2 separate regions of the Homo sapiens genome follow, and region 2 is linked to region 1. The links are chromatin contacts, found by Hi-C or POLR2A ChIA-PET in ENCODE. All regions are on one chromosome and are shown on one strand. Each heading gives the region's core, a stretch centred on a gene start or an enhancer-like site at or near the end of the contact. The rest is flanking DNA. Distances are from core to core; before and after follow the strand shown.

Region 1 (6,166 bases), core at 1,661-4,160:
AAAAAAATGTTAATAGTATTTATAGTTATGAGTCTGCATGTGTGACAAATGAAGACAAGTCATTTGTAATGATCTGGCACCTACTGGATGGTCAATAGAAAGTTCTTAGCTACTGTTCCTAATGCAAGCTGTAAAACTAAACAATGATTATGATTCCAAATAAAAATGCATTGGATAATAAAGCTCACTTGGCTGCAGAGGTCATGCACATCGAACTTTACATTTTTCTGTGTGATTTACAACAGTTTTGCTGTTCTCATTGATCAACTTAATCATGATTAAATGTAATAAATTTGAACTTACAAAATAATGTAACAGTCTGCTGTCATATGTTTTGTATGTTTTGCCTATTGGACTTTTTTTTCAGAACAAGCTTTCTTTAAAAGTTATATAATTCTTTGGCTCAAAGAAAAAACCTAGAAAATAATATTCCCCACTGACCTGTACTTTCCTGACCCAGCAAGCCTTCAGCAGATTTGTCTTGGACTAGAATTCAAGACACCTGGGTGCCAGTCCTGGCTCGGCTACTCAGTAGGTGGGTGACCTTGAGCAAACCCTTCGGCCTCTCTTAGTTCTTCTTAGCTGTCGTATGGGATACAGCGCCTTTCCTATCTACCCTGTGGGACTACTGTGAAAAGCAAATGAGGCAACAGGTATATAAATTTGTAATCTGTGAAAGCATGCACATGAAAGAACTTTTATTTTGATAGCTAGAAGTATCCTCTCACAGGTTAAATATTTCTGGTCCTCCCAGCAGAGAGACACGCCTGGGTATTTATTCAGTAGACCTTGAGTGCCTTTCTGGACCAAGCAGGGACTGGTGAGGCAGAATTGAATATGATGCAGTCCCCGTTCTCAAAGAACTCACAGTTTGATAGGAGAGGCAATTACAGTAAAACGTGAGAAATACAATATAATGGTTATAGACAAAGACTGGTGGGACTCACAGGAGTCAAAATGTCTGACTAGAGAAGGCATCACTGACAAGTGACACCTGGATCGAGTCTTCAAGAACATGTGAGAATTTACCAGGCAGAGAATTGATTGATTGCTGGGTGGAACCCAGGCAGTGCCCCAACTGTGGAGCAATTTCTCACCCCTCTTTCTTTATCAAGTCTTACCTCTGCTGTGAGATAGCAGACCATCAGAAACTTGCTCTCAGCTACCTATCCTATTGGAAAATGTTTGAAAAAGATGTTAATGACAGGTTAGGTGTGTGCTTCCCTCCAGAATAGATGCATTTGGGTCCAGAGGGTGAGATGGTTCTCTATACACAGAAATACCAATAATTTTAGCTAAATAGATTTACTTTTAGGGAAAGTACCTAAGTAATTTTTTTTGAACCTCACTCTTTTACTCAAGTTAGAGTGCAGTGCTATGATCACAGCTCACTGCAGCCTTGACCTCCCGGGCTCAGGCAATCCTTGCACCTCAGCCTCCAGAATAGGCGGAACTACAGGTGTGCCACCACACCTGGCTTTTTTTTTTTTTTTTAATAGAGACAGGGTCTCATCATGTTTCCCAGGCTGGTCTCAAACTCCTGGGCTCAAGTGATCCTCCTGCCTAGGCCTCCCAAAGTGCTGGGATTACAAGTGTTAGCCACCATGCCTGGCCAATACCTAAGTAATTTCTATGGCCACCAGCTGGTACCAGATCATTACAAACATTACTTTTCTTCATTATCACAACAACCTTGTTTTTTTCTTATTATAGGTGGCAGAACATAGGACGAGAATCACCACCCAGCCAGTTATACCAGAGCCAGGATTCAAACTCAAGCCATGATCTTGCATATCCATTGACAAACTGGTTCTCATAACCGCCCTGGGAAATGAGCAGGAAAGGAATGTTATCCCCACTTAAGATGGGGAATCCGGGCATGGAAAGCTCTGCTGGGGACTCCCCGCTGGGCTTCCTGACTCCTACCCTGACTGAGGTTGTTACCTTGCAATGGAGGCCAAAGTCCTGACAGGCAGTGGGAAAGATATTTTGGGGTAGGGCTGTCTCCCTGGTGCTTGTCAGATCTCATCTTGTGAAACAATTGGTTCAAGTTCACTGGGCCCGGGTGCGCAGCCTTCCCTGGCTGGAGCTGGGACCCTGCTGTTCTGAAAAGCTATATGGAAGGAGATTTCTTTCCTTCTCTGATTATCCTCACCACTAGGTGGGATGGAAGCTGTCTACCAGAGTCTGCTGCAGGTTAACCCTTCCCCTGCCCTCATTCAAGGACATGACAGGGATGTTCCAGGTAAATGTGCCCCCTTGGCTTGAGACAGCACTTGTGGTAATGGAATAGCTTCCTCTGCTATGGCCTGCTTGTGTTAGTTCACTGAGAATGGACTCCCTGTGGGTTCGTAGAGTGCAACAATTGAAGAGCTTGAATAATGGTTAACCAGGATGAAGTCACATCCGAATATGCGTCATCTCACCACCTCCTTTGCTGCAGTCCGAAAACCCCACTGAGTCTTTGTTCTTTTTCCATCCGTCTGTCTCTCTTGGTATCTGTCTCTCTCTTTCTCATCACCCCTTCAGGGTATTGATGCTTATTGATACTGGATTTTCTTTCTCACTCCAGTTTTTCCTGTCTCTATCCACCTGTCTTTCTCCCTCCAGCTCTCCCTCACTCTCTCTCCCTCCCCTTTTCCTCCCTTCTAGTTCCCCATTTTGCTGGTCTCATTGTAGACCTGCATTCATTTACGATTCATTATTCTTACTGAAGAGATCCTTTGATCTTGTCTGTTAAAAAGTAAGTGAGTTGCACTCTATACACCAAGAAAAAACAAAATCATCTTTATTTAACTTTTTTTCTGGCCATGGGCCTGTGGCTGGGGCAAAAATAGGTCTCCCTGTTTCTGGCACACACACCAGCCTCCCCAAGCTGCAAGCCAGCCCAGTGGGCAGACACAGCTGCGAGGCAGGAATACTGTTACCCAACTCAGGGTGGTGCCAGAGCTCCGAGTGCCCAGGCAGGCCTCCCCGCCAAGGCAGGGATCGCTCTGAGGCCAGAGGAGGCCCAGGGGACAGAGTCAAGGCTCCTGCTCACCTGGCCCTGGGGCTGTGGCTGGTGCTGGTTAGCCACTTCCTCCCCTTCCCCAGCAGGGCAGCAGGAGGGTTCCACTGGAGCCCAGCCCTGTCTCAGCTTGACCCCTATACCTGGTGACATCCCGCAGCCTGGGTCAAGCTGTCAGGTTAGCACGCAGCCCAGTTAAATGCACTGGGCTAACATCTGGACTTAGAGTTATGTAATGTTTTTACCTCATAATATTGTAACCTAGTAGAGGACATTTTATGGAGTCTTTAGAGGTGACCAAACTGAGGCTCATGGAGGTTGAGTTATCCAGTTAGTCAGGGATGAAGCTGGTGCTCAGGACTCTGGAATTCCTTGCCCAGATGTTCCCAAACCAGGTTGCATGGGCTGCTCCCCCAGGCCTGTTTCTTAGGGTAAGTGGTAACAAGCATCCCCATCATCTCCAGTTTGGAGAGCAGCCATGGGGCAGTAGTTTGCTGGGGGGAGGGTGGAGCTTGGACATGTAAGCTGGAGTGTCCCCTGGCATGAGTGTGAGGTCCTCTGCAGGACAGGATGTTGCTGGGGACAGGAAGTAAAGGCGGGTGGGATGGAGGCTGGGGGCTGGGGACCTGCTTTTCCTGAACCACCACATTCAGGCATGGAACTCCCAGGAACCGAATGTTCTGAATTTCAACCTGGCCTTCCAGGTCATAATGAATGTGTATTTGCAAAATTAGAAGGATAGAATGTACTTTACTTAATGATTGTTAACTCAATAATTTTGAAATATTAAGATGTGAATTGGGCTATCACTAGACTTAGGGGCTCTGAGCCTCACAGATATTAGAACTGGGCCTGTGAAGCACCTTTTCACCTGTTGATTGGCTATTTGGTTTCCTCTTATGTGACACACCCCACAGCTGCTGTCCCAATTCCCCTTCAGATCCTCTCCTCTGGGGCCCGGGAGCTCCTCCTGACCACTGTCCTAACCCCAGGCTGGCTCTGCTCTATCCCCTTCTCCATTCTGCTGCCAGAGACATTCCTAAACGGCTCAGAAATTTTCTAAGTATCCCACTAGCCATGAACTAGAACTCCAGCTCCCAGCCTGCCCTTCAAGGCGTTGGTTCCTTATGGAGCTAACTGTAAAGACCAAGTTGCTTTCTGCAGTGAGTTGGGGAGGCCAGGTGAGGATGCACAGGGAAGTCAACCGTGTGGCTAGACCTAGTCAACACTGTGGCTAGGCAAAGGCCAGGAAGCGCCACCAAGAAAGAGCAAGGAGAAGAGCAGGGTCAGGGCTTGTGGAGACTGGGGTACAGATGAGGGGCTCAGAGGTAGGGCCACCCTGTTACCTCCTCAGCTCTGTGCTCTACTCTCACAGAAGGACACACAGCCCTCTGCTGCTCTCTTTGCTTTTTTCCTTCTACTCTCAACACCAGCCAGCTACCTGTCTTTTTCTATGTCTCCACTTACAATCCCCCAGGGGAAGGATCTATTGATCCAATTAGTGCCAATATTCCTTTGGGCCGAATGTTCTTGCCTGGCCGCAAAGGAAAACAGAGGTACCCAGGCTGACCTAATCAACTGAGAGCTAGGAGGTGGGGTCACGTGGTTTCTGAAGCTGGTCTTCTTGTTCTGGGGTGAATGGGCAGGTGTTCCAAGACCTGGCCTACCCCGTTCATCAGCCAGGCTCCAAGGCACCGTCCCCAGAGGTCCAGCTGCTGAGCCCACACAGTCTTTGCTTATGCCATTCCTCTCACCAGGTACACTTAGCTTTCAAGCTCAGATAAGTGCTGCCCCTCCTTCCCTTTCCCTCCCAGGAAGCCTTCCCTAAACCCCTCCAGCTAGAATGAACCCCTCACTCTGGGCCCGTGTTGCTAGTGCTTATAACCTTTTGTTAGCACTGATTTCCTTCTTTCTGTTATTATTATTATTGAGATGTAATCTCCCTCTGTTGCCCAGGCTGGAGTGCAGTGGCTCGATCTCAGCTCACTGCAACCTCCACCTCCCAGGTTCAGGTAATTCTCCTGCTTCAGCCTCCCAAGTAGCTGGGATTACAGGTACCCACCACTACGCCTGACTAATCTTTGAATTTTTAGTAGAGATGGGGTTTCACCGTTTTGGTCGGGCTAGTCTTGAATTCCTGACCTCATGTGATCCACCCGCCTCAGCCTCCTGAAAGTGCTGGGATTACAGGCGTGAACCACTGCACAGGGCCCCTTCTTTCTGTTATTATTGTGAGTTGTTACTGATCTATCTCCTTAATTGGGCTGTAAACATCATGGAAGTGGAGACTATTTTATACATCTTTGTATAGAGAGTCCAAGTGCCTAATACAGAGCCCTGCATAATAGGCTTTCAGTTCAATATTTTGTTAGATAAATGAATAAATGATCTGGAAAAATCAGCACAACAGATGATCCCAAAATTAATTCTCTATTTTCTTAGATGCATCTTTTAAATGTTTTAAACACTAATAACGGATTTTTAAATGCTGGGGGCTCAAATACTGCCCCTCCACCCCCATTTCACCCTGCACCAGCTCCTCCTCAGTCAGGTCTAGGGTCCTGCCTCTGTCCCAGTGGCCACCTGGCTGTGGGGGCAGGGTGGGCCACCCAGGAACCTGTGTGGTCAGGGCTCTGCATGGAGGGTCTGCCAGGGCAGCCTGGGATGTGGCTGGGCTGCTGCTGTGGACTGGGTGGGGTGGGAGGCGTGGACAGCTCCAGCGTGCTCTCCCTCACGTCCTTGAAGTTTGCCCATCCTCTGACTCAGCTCCAGCATCTCAATTCGTGGATGAATGCCCTGGTCCTAGACAGAGAGCCAATTCAGCCCAGCAGGGTTTCTGGAGGGCTCCCAGGAGGGGGAGTCCCGGAACATGGCCCGGGACAGTGAAGTTGGGGTGACGGCCAGTTCACTCCAGCTGCAGCCTAGGACACATTCCTCTCCATTCCCACCCCCACCTCACATTCTGCTGGAGCCCTCCATAGTGCCCAGCTCTACGGGTAAACAGGAGACTCAAATATACCTTGGGGGCTCAGCTGCTAGTGTTCTGCAGCTCCTCTGCCCTGTTCCTCTGTTTCCCTCCATCTGGCTTTGTGTGTGTGCATATGTGTGCTTGTGTGTGTAAGGGTGTACACTCCTGATGGCAGATGAAGCCTCCATTCA
Region 2 (6,166 bases), core at 1,985-4,484, 1.1 Mb after region 1:
AGCAACATGTTGTGCTAGTCCCAGAGCTGGGCAGTGAAATTCTGCCCAATTAGGCCTGGCATTGAGCCAACTAGAGCCCCTGATTAACACCAGTGAGGATGTTTAGAGAGGGTGACACATGTTTTCTTCTCCTCTATGCCAGGCAGGTTGTTGATATAAGTACACTGTGAAAATGTTTACCATTATTCTGCCTTCACCTAATTAGAGCTTTTGGACCACAAACTTTACCCAGAGAATTTGACATTCAGAATGGAATGTAAAAGTGCAACATTGGAATACAGCTTGTGTATAGCTGAGTGACCTCATGGAACTGAGGCTTCCATCTCCCTGCAAGCCTGCCTGCAACCTGTTCCCTTCTGGTTTTGTTTGGTTGACAAGGCTAGTGAAATACCCATGGTGGAGGCTCAGAATCTTTTTGCAATTTCCTATCCCTGGGATGTTTGAAAGGCTAAATCTCCATGATAAGGATAGCTAGCATTTATTGAGTATTTGCTACCTTAAAAGATATTGCAATGTTGTGGCAAGTGAGGAAGCTGAGGCTTGGAGATGGTAGATGGTCTGCCAAGGACACACAAATCGTCAACTGTACAGTGAGAATTTTTTATTTTTTTATTTTTTTAGACAGAGTCTCCCTCTGTTACCCAGCCTGGAGTGCAGTGATGCGATCTCAGCTCACTGCAACTTCTACCTCCTGGGTTCAACAATTCTCCTGCCTCAGCCTCCCGAGTAGCTGGGATTACAGGCATGCACCACCATGCCCGGCTAATTTTTGTATTTTTAGTAGAGACGGTGTTTTACCATGTTGGCCAGGCTGGTTTTGAACTCCTGACCTCAAGTGATCTGCCCACCAGGACCTCCCAAAGTGCTTGGATTACAGGCATGAGCCACCACGCCCGGCCGTACAGTGAGAATTTGAACCCAGTTCTGTATGACTCCTGAATCCTCTTAATTTCCACACTACATCAGTATTCAACAGTCAGGACTGCCTACACAGGCTGCTTGATGGAGCTTCCCTGGCCTCCACAAAGAGAACCTCTCTCCATTAAGATTTGCTTTACATTAAGACTGGGACTTGCAGCACCTTGTCTGAGTCCCCTCCCTGACCAGCTTCCTTCTAGTAGCAGTTGTGAACTCAGTACTGCTTTCCTCTTACTCCAAAAAGTGCTGCTCTTTTCTTAAAAAAAAAAAAAAAAAAAAGTTTCTTCTGGTTATTTTTCACTGTAGAAGATTAAGAAAATCCTGAAAAGCACAGGAAGAAAATAAAATAATCCATAATTACGAAATTGAGATAATCTTTTAAAACAGCTTGATATATTTCCTTCGTGTACAAGGTGTTTTTCAGAGGCCTGTGGATCCCAGCCCCTCCACCAGCTCCTGACTCATGAGCTTCTCCCGGAAGCTTCTCCCTTTACTCTCATGGGCAAAGACTTCCTCCCTCAATCCCTCAAAGTGACCCCACAAGGACATAAGGCTATACCCTGCCACCTTCTCTTTTTTTTTTTTTTTTTTTTTTTTTGAGATGGAGTCTCGCTCTGTCACCCAGGCTGGAGTGCAATGGCACGATCTCGGCTCACTGCAACCTCCGCCTCCCGGGTTCAAGCGATTCTCCTGCCTCAGCCTCCTGAGTAGCTGAGATTACAGGCACATGCCACCATGCCGAGCTAATTTTTGTGTTTTTAGTAGAGACGGTGTTTCACCATCTTGGCCGGGCTGGTCTCGAACTCGTGACCTCATGATCCACCCACCTCGGCCTCCCAAAGTGCTGGGATTACAGGTGTGAGCCACCATGCCCGGCTTATCCTGCCACCTTCTAGCCTCAACTGAAAGTCAGAATTCTGGAGCCAAATTTTGGAGACATGTGGAGAACTGATACACAACAATTGTTACACTCTTTCCTCACTAAACTTTTTAAATTTTTTTTTTCATTTTTTATTTTTGGAGACCGTGTCTTGCTGTCACTCAGGTTGGAGTGCAGTGGCACGATCACAGCTCACTGCAGTCTTGACCTTCCAGGCTTAGGTGATCCTCCCACCTCAGCCTGCCGAGTAGCTGGGACTACAGGTGTGCACCAGCACGCCCAGTTAGTTTTTGTATTTTTAGTAGAGACGGGGTTTCACCATGTTGGCCAGGCTGGTCTCAAACTCCTGACCTCAGGTGATCCACCCAGATGATCCACCCGCCTCAGCCTCCCAAAGTGCTGGGATTACAGGCATGAGCCACTGTGCCCAGCTGATTACTCTTGTCTCCTGCTAAATCACAGACGTTTGGGGAGTTCCTTCAGGACCCCAATAAACTTGTCTGTGGAGGCCTGGGGAGTCTCTTCAGACCCCCAATAAAATTTGTTTAATCCTAAATGGATCCTGTTAAGAATTCCTCCATTATTTTGTCACGCTTTAAGGCCCAGGAAAGGCCTAGGCAAAACTCTTGGTGGGCTTTTGTTACATTCCAGTCTTTGTATAAGGGCACTGGCCCTTTCAGCTTTTAATATTTAACTTAACTACTCAGTCAGTACTTTCACAGTTGTTATGGAAGCCTGAGGATCTTGCCACTGCGCTCTAGCCTGGGTGACAGAATGAGACCCAGTCTAAAAAAAAGAAAAAAGAAAGAAAAGAATGTCCTGTATTCACACAACCACCACAGAACTGGACCTTCTTGAACAGTGCAGCATGGCTCATTCCTTCATTCTTTGATATCCCAACCCCTGCTCAGCATCTGCAGCATGGGGCACAGAGCAGGCACACCCTCCAATGCTGCTCTGTTCACTAGACGGCAGCTTTCTCCTCAGCCCTCAGTGTTCGGCTTGTGCACAGAAAACGTGAATCTAGATAATAAGAGCAAAGAACATCTCCACGGGACATAAGTAAACCACCACACCCCACCCACCTCTATCAACCTTATCTGCTTACTTGGAGCTCTGATCTCTAACAGGCAATTAATCCTCCCTTGTGGAACTCAAAAGTCACCTACCCATTCCCCAGGGAGCTGGGTGATAAGAAAGCGCAAAGTTTAGGATTACTCTTTGATAAGAGTCTTGCTTAAACAAGATCACATACAAAAGCCTGTCTGATCCCCACACCCTTCTCCCCTGGCTCCCCTCTCTCCTTTCTTCCTCTCTTGCTTGTAAGATTGCAAGATTGTGCAAGCCAACCCACAGACTTGGGCTCTGAAAGGCCTAATGCAAATTGCTTTTAGACACACACATTTCTTTCCCAGCCCTCTGTATTAGTCCACTCCCCACCCAGCAGGCCTCACCCTTACCCCCTACCTGGGAGTTGACGCTTGGGGCTCCCCTGGGAGCTGATTGCCCTGGTCTGCTCCTGGCCACTTCCCATTGGTGCTTGCTCATTTACATTTTAAAATTAGAGCAGAGTTCAACACTGTGGTTGGCTTTAGTGGCTCTATGAATTGTCCTACCCTGGTGAGAAAAATGCAGACAATATAGCCACCTGGGAAAACTTTGCTCCTAAAATAGCGCAGCCCCCACAGCATTCTGGCAACAGGTTGCTCTGTGGTGAGTCTCTGGCTCTGGGCTGATAGAAACACCCGGGGATGTAAATAGCAATGAGAAAAGGCCACTTGTACCACGATGACGTTTCGTGTTGGCGGGTTCTACCCCCACCCCAACCCCACCTAAGTTCTCTATTTTTGTTTTGCTTAAACTTCAGCTCACAGCATAAACACCCAGGGTTGAGGCTCCATTCTGCCCTAGAGCTGTGAGTGCAGGGTGAGGGGTTGTGGTGTCCTGTTCCTCCTACCATGTCCCAGCCCCTCTGTTTCAGTCTCAGCACTGTCCTCCCAGACCCTCCCTTCTGAAGGTCAGTTCCCTCTGCTGCAAAGTGGGAATAACAGCATTCGTTGGGAGGGTTGAATGAGTTGACAAAACCCATGCCTGGCACAGTGCCCGCCTGTGGCAGGCTGCAGTGTCTCAGGCCATGATTAAGACAGGGTTGTGGCAGTGATGCAGGTGCACACAGTGGTGAAGAAGCAGACGGTGGGGACCCTCTTGGCAGTCCCCGACCACACAGATGCATGGCAGGACCAGGAGGTGGGGGGCCTCAGGCTGAAACGGCCATCTCCCCAACTCCTCCTTGTTTGTCGGATTCCAGGCCAGCGCCTGGCAGCCCTTCGGCACAGAACTTCTTGTACATTCCACAGCAAGTGAAAGGGCTTTTGTCCCCACACAGGAAGAACAAATGACAAAGGCAATTGTGTGTCTCCCCACGGGCCCACACAGCAAGCTTGGGAAGAGAAAATTCTTTCCCCAAGAGTCCAGCTTTGCTGGAGCGGTTGCAGTCACAGATCAGTCAAACTGTGGCACAGCTCTGGAAGAGTGTGGCATCTGAGCTCCCACATGTGTGGCAGGGTGCTCATCGCACGCCCAGCACACACACATGTGCACAAACTCCAACACATTGCTCCTGCCCAGACTAGCTGGGCAGTGCGTCACAGATGCTCTAGCTGCAGGGGCTCAGGAGGGCATCACACCCACCCCCTTCAGGAGGTTATGGCTTTATTATTCCCTGATATGGTTTGGCTGTGTCCCTACCCAAATCTCATCTTGAATTGTAGCTTCCATAATTCCCACGTGTTGTGGGAGGGACCCGGTGGGAGATAATTGAATCATGGGGGCAGTTTCCCCCATATTGCTCTCATGGTAGTGAATAAGTCTCATGAGATCTGATGGTTTTATAAGGGGAAACCGTTTTCGCTTGGCTCTCATTCCCTCTTGCCTGCTGCCATGTAAGACGTGCCTTTGCTCCTCGCCTTCCTCCATGATTGTGAGGCCTCCAGCCATGTGGAACTATGAGTCTATTAAACTTCTTTTTTTTATAAATTACCCAGTATGGGCATGTCTTTATTAGCAGCATGAGAACAGACTAATACATTCCCCTTCCCAGGTGGGCCACAAAGGCCCAGAGGGTCCTACAACTCGCCATGGGTCTCACCGTGCTTGTCCTTTTCAGGCCTCATGGCCCACACTGTGAAGAATGTTAGGCACTATCAGAGAAAGATCTGTTTTCAAGAAGTCTATCCTGAAGGCCCTTCAAACACATAGTCATTGAGGGCCTATGAGAGGGTGGAGACTCCAGACTACCCACAGGAGATAAATTATACTGAAGAAATCATTCTCACTGGGACAGGATAGATCTCTCCTTTTACCATTTTTTTTCCATCCTTATTTTTCGTATTCTCTTGTAATTATCATAATAGGAAGCTGAGGGTTTGGAAGATTTTAAAATTTGTTAAAGGAAAAAACTTTTCTTATCAAATGAAATTATTATGCATCACTTTATTGGACCCCATGAATGGAATGGAATAACCCAACCCATTTCTGCTGCAGACTTGGCTGCCAGAGCCCTTGGTTGCTGAGTTTAGTGATCAGTCACAGTAACCAGTTCGTCCCAGGTACATCTGGTGCTCCTAATAGATGTCTGGCCTGGCATCTGCTTTTATGTTTTGTGTCTTGTTGTATCTTGAACTTAAATTTCATAAGTGATCTTTGTGCTGTGCAAAAAACTTTCATTGGCCTAACAGAGTTGGGAAATCTAGATGTTATTCCCAGTTCTGCCTGACTGACCAGTTCCACCTTGAGCAAGACATTCCCTCTATCTGGGCCTCTATTTCCTCATTTTGAAACCTATCTGTGTCTCCCAGACTTTCCTGTAACAGAATAACCTTGAGTGTTTGTTAAATATACAAAGTCACAGGCCCCTTCCCTAAATCAGGGGTGGGGACAGGGAGCTGGAATCTGTATCTTTAAACCTAGCATCCTGGTGGATTCTAATCATCTGGCAAGTTCAAAACATGAACACCAGATGGTTACCAAAGTACCATTCTATGCTATGATCTATAATTTATACAAATAATCTCTTAGAAGAAAGGAGATGAAGTTTGGTACAGATTTTGAAATCACGTGTCTTGTTCTTTACTGAATGTAGTTTATCATGATCCTCAGTTTTCATTTATAAACACACACAAGGGGGAACATTTTGTATATTCCTTTGCAAGGTGAAAAACCCAACCCAGGTGCTTGTTCCTCCTGTGGCTTTCCACTGGATTTTTACCAGGGTTGGGCCCCCGACTCCTACCCGTGGAGGCTGTGCTTCCTAGGAAGCTCGATGCATGTTTCCCCAGACACCTGCATGACTCATTCCATCACCGCCCT

Evidence for each region. A loop is a pair of places that touch in the nucleus more often than their neighbours do. ChIA-PET counts read pairs that join two places held with the same protein, here RNA polymerase II (POLR2A). Pooled maps may share reads with other maps.
Region 2: a pooled map shows a loop between it and region 1 (6-fold over the local background). The contact joins two enhancer-like sites. A Hi-C loop is called at or near these places in 2 of 37 single-sample maps with no recorded cell type and 2 of 50 pooled maps. POLR2A ChIA-PET finds 5 or more read pairs at or near these places in 1 of 52 experiments (GM12878).

What each region holds. Positions count from the first base shown.
Region 1 is chr2:46,227,326-46,233,491 of GRCh38, forward strand. No RefSeq gene overlaps it. Among named protein-coding and RNA genes, the nearest start is that of EPAS1, 67 kb to the right of the region's middle. RefSeq lists enhancers at 1,575-2,559, 3,135-3,224. Within about 2 kb of position 2,911, at least 12 of the 41 ENCODE cell types and tissues checked have a DNase peak (open chromatin) inside an H3K27ac peak, as active enhancers do.
Region 2 is chr2:47,307,102-47,313,267 of GRCh38, forward strand. The region is part of intron 3 of EPCAM-DT (EPCAM divergent transcript); the gene reads right to left. Among named protein-coding and RNA genes, the nearest start is that of BCYRN1, 25 kb to the right of the region's middle. RefSeq lists enhancers at 2,501-2,690, 3,951-4,020. Within about 2 kb of position 3,235, at least 26 of the 41 ENCODE cell types and tissues checked have a DNase peak (open chromatin) inside an H3K27ac peak, as active enhancers do.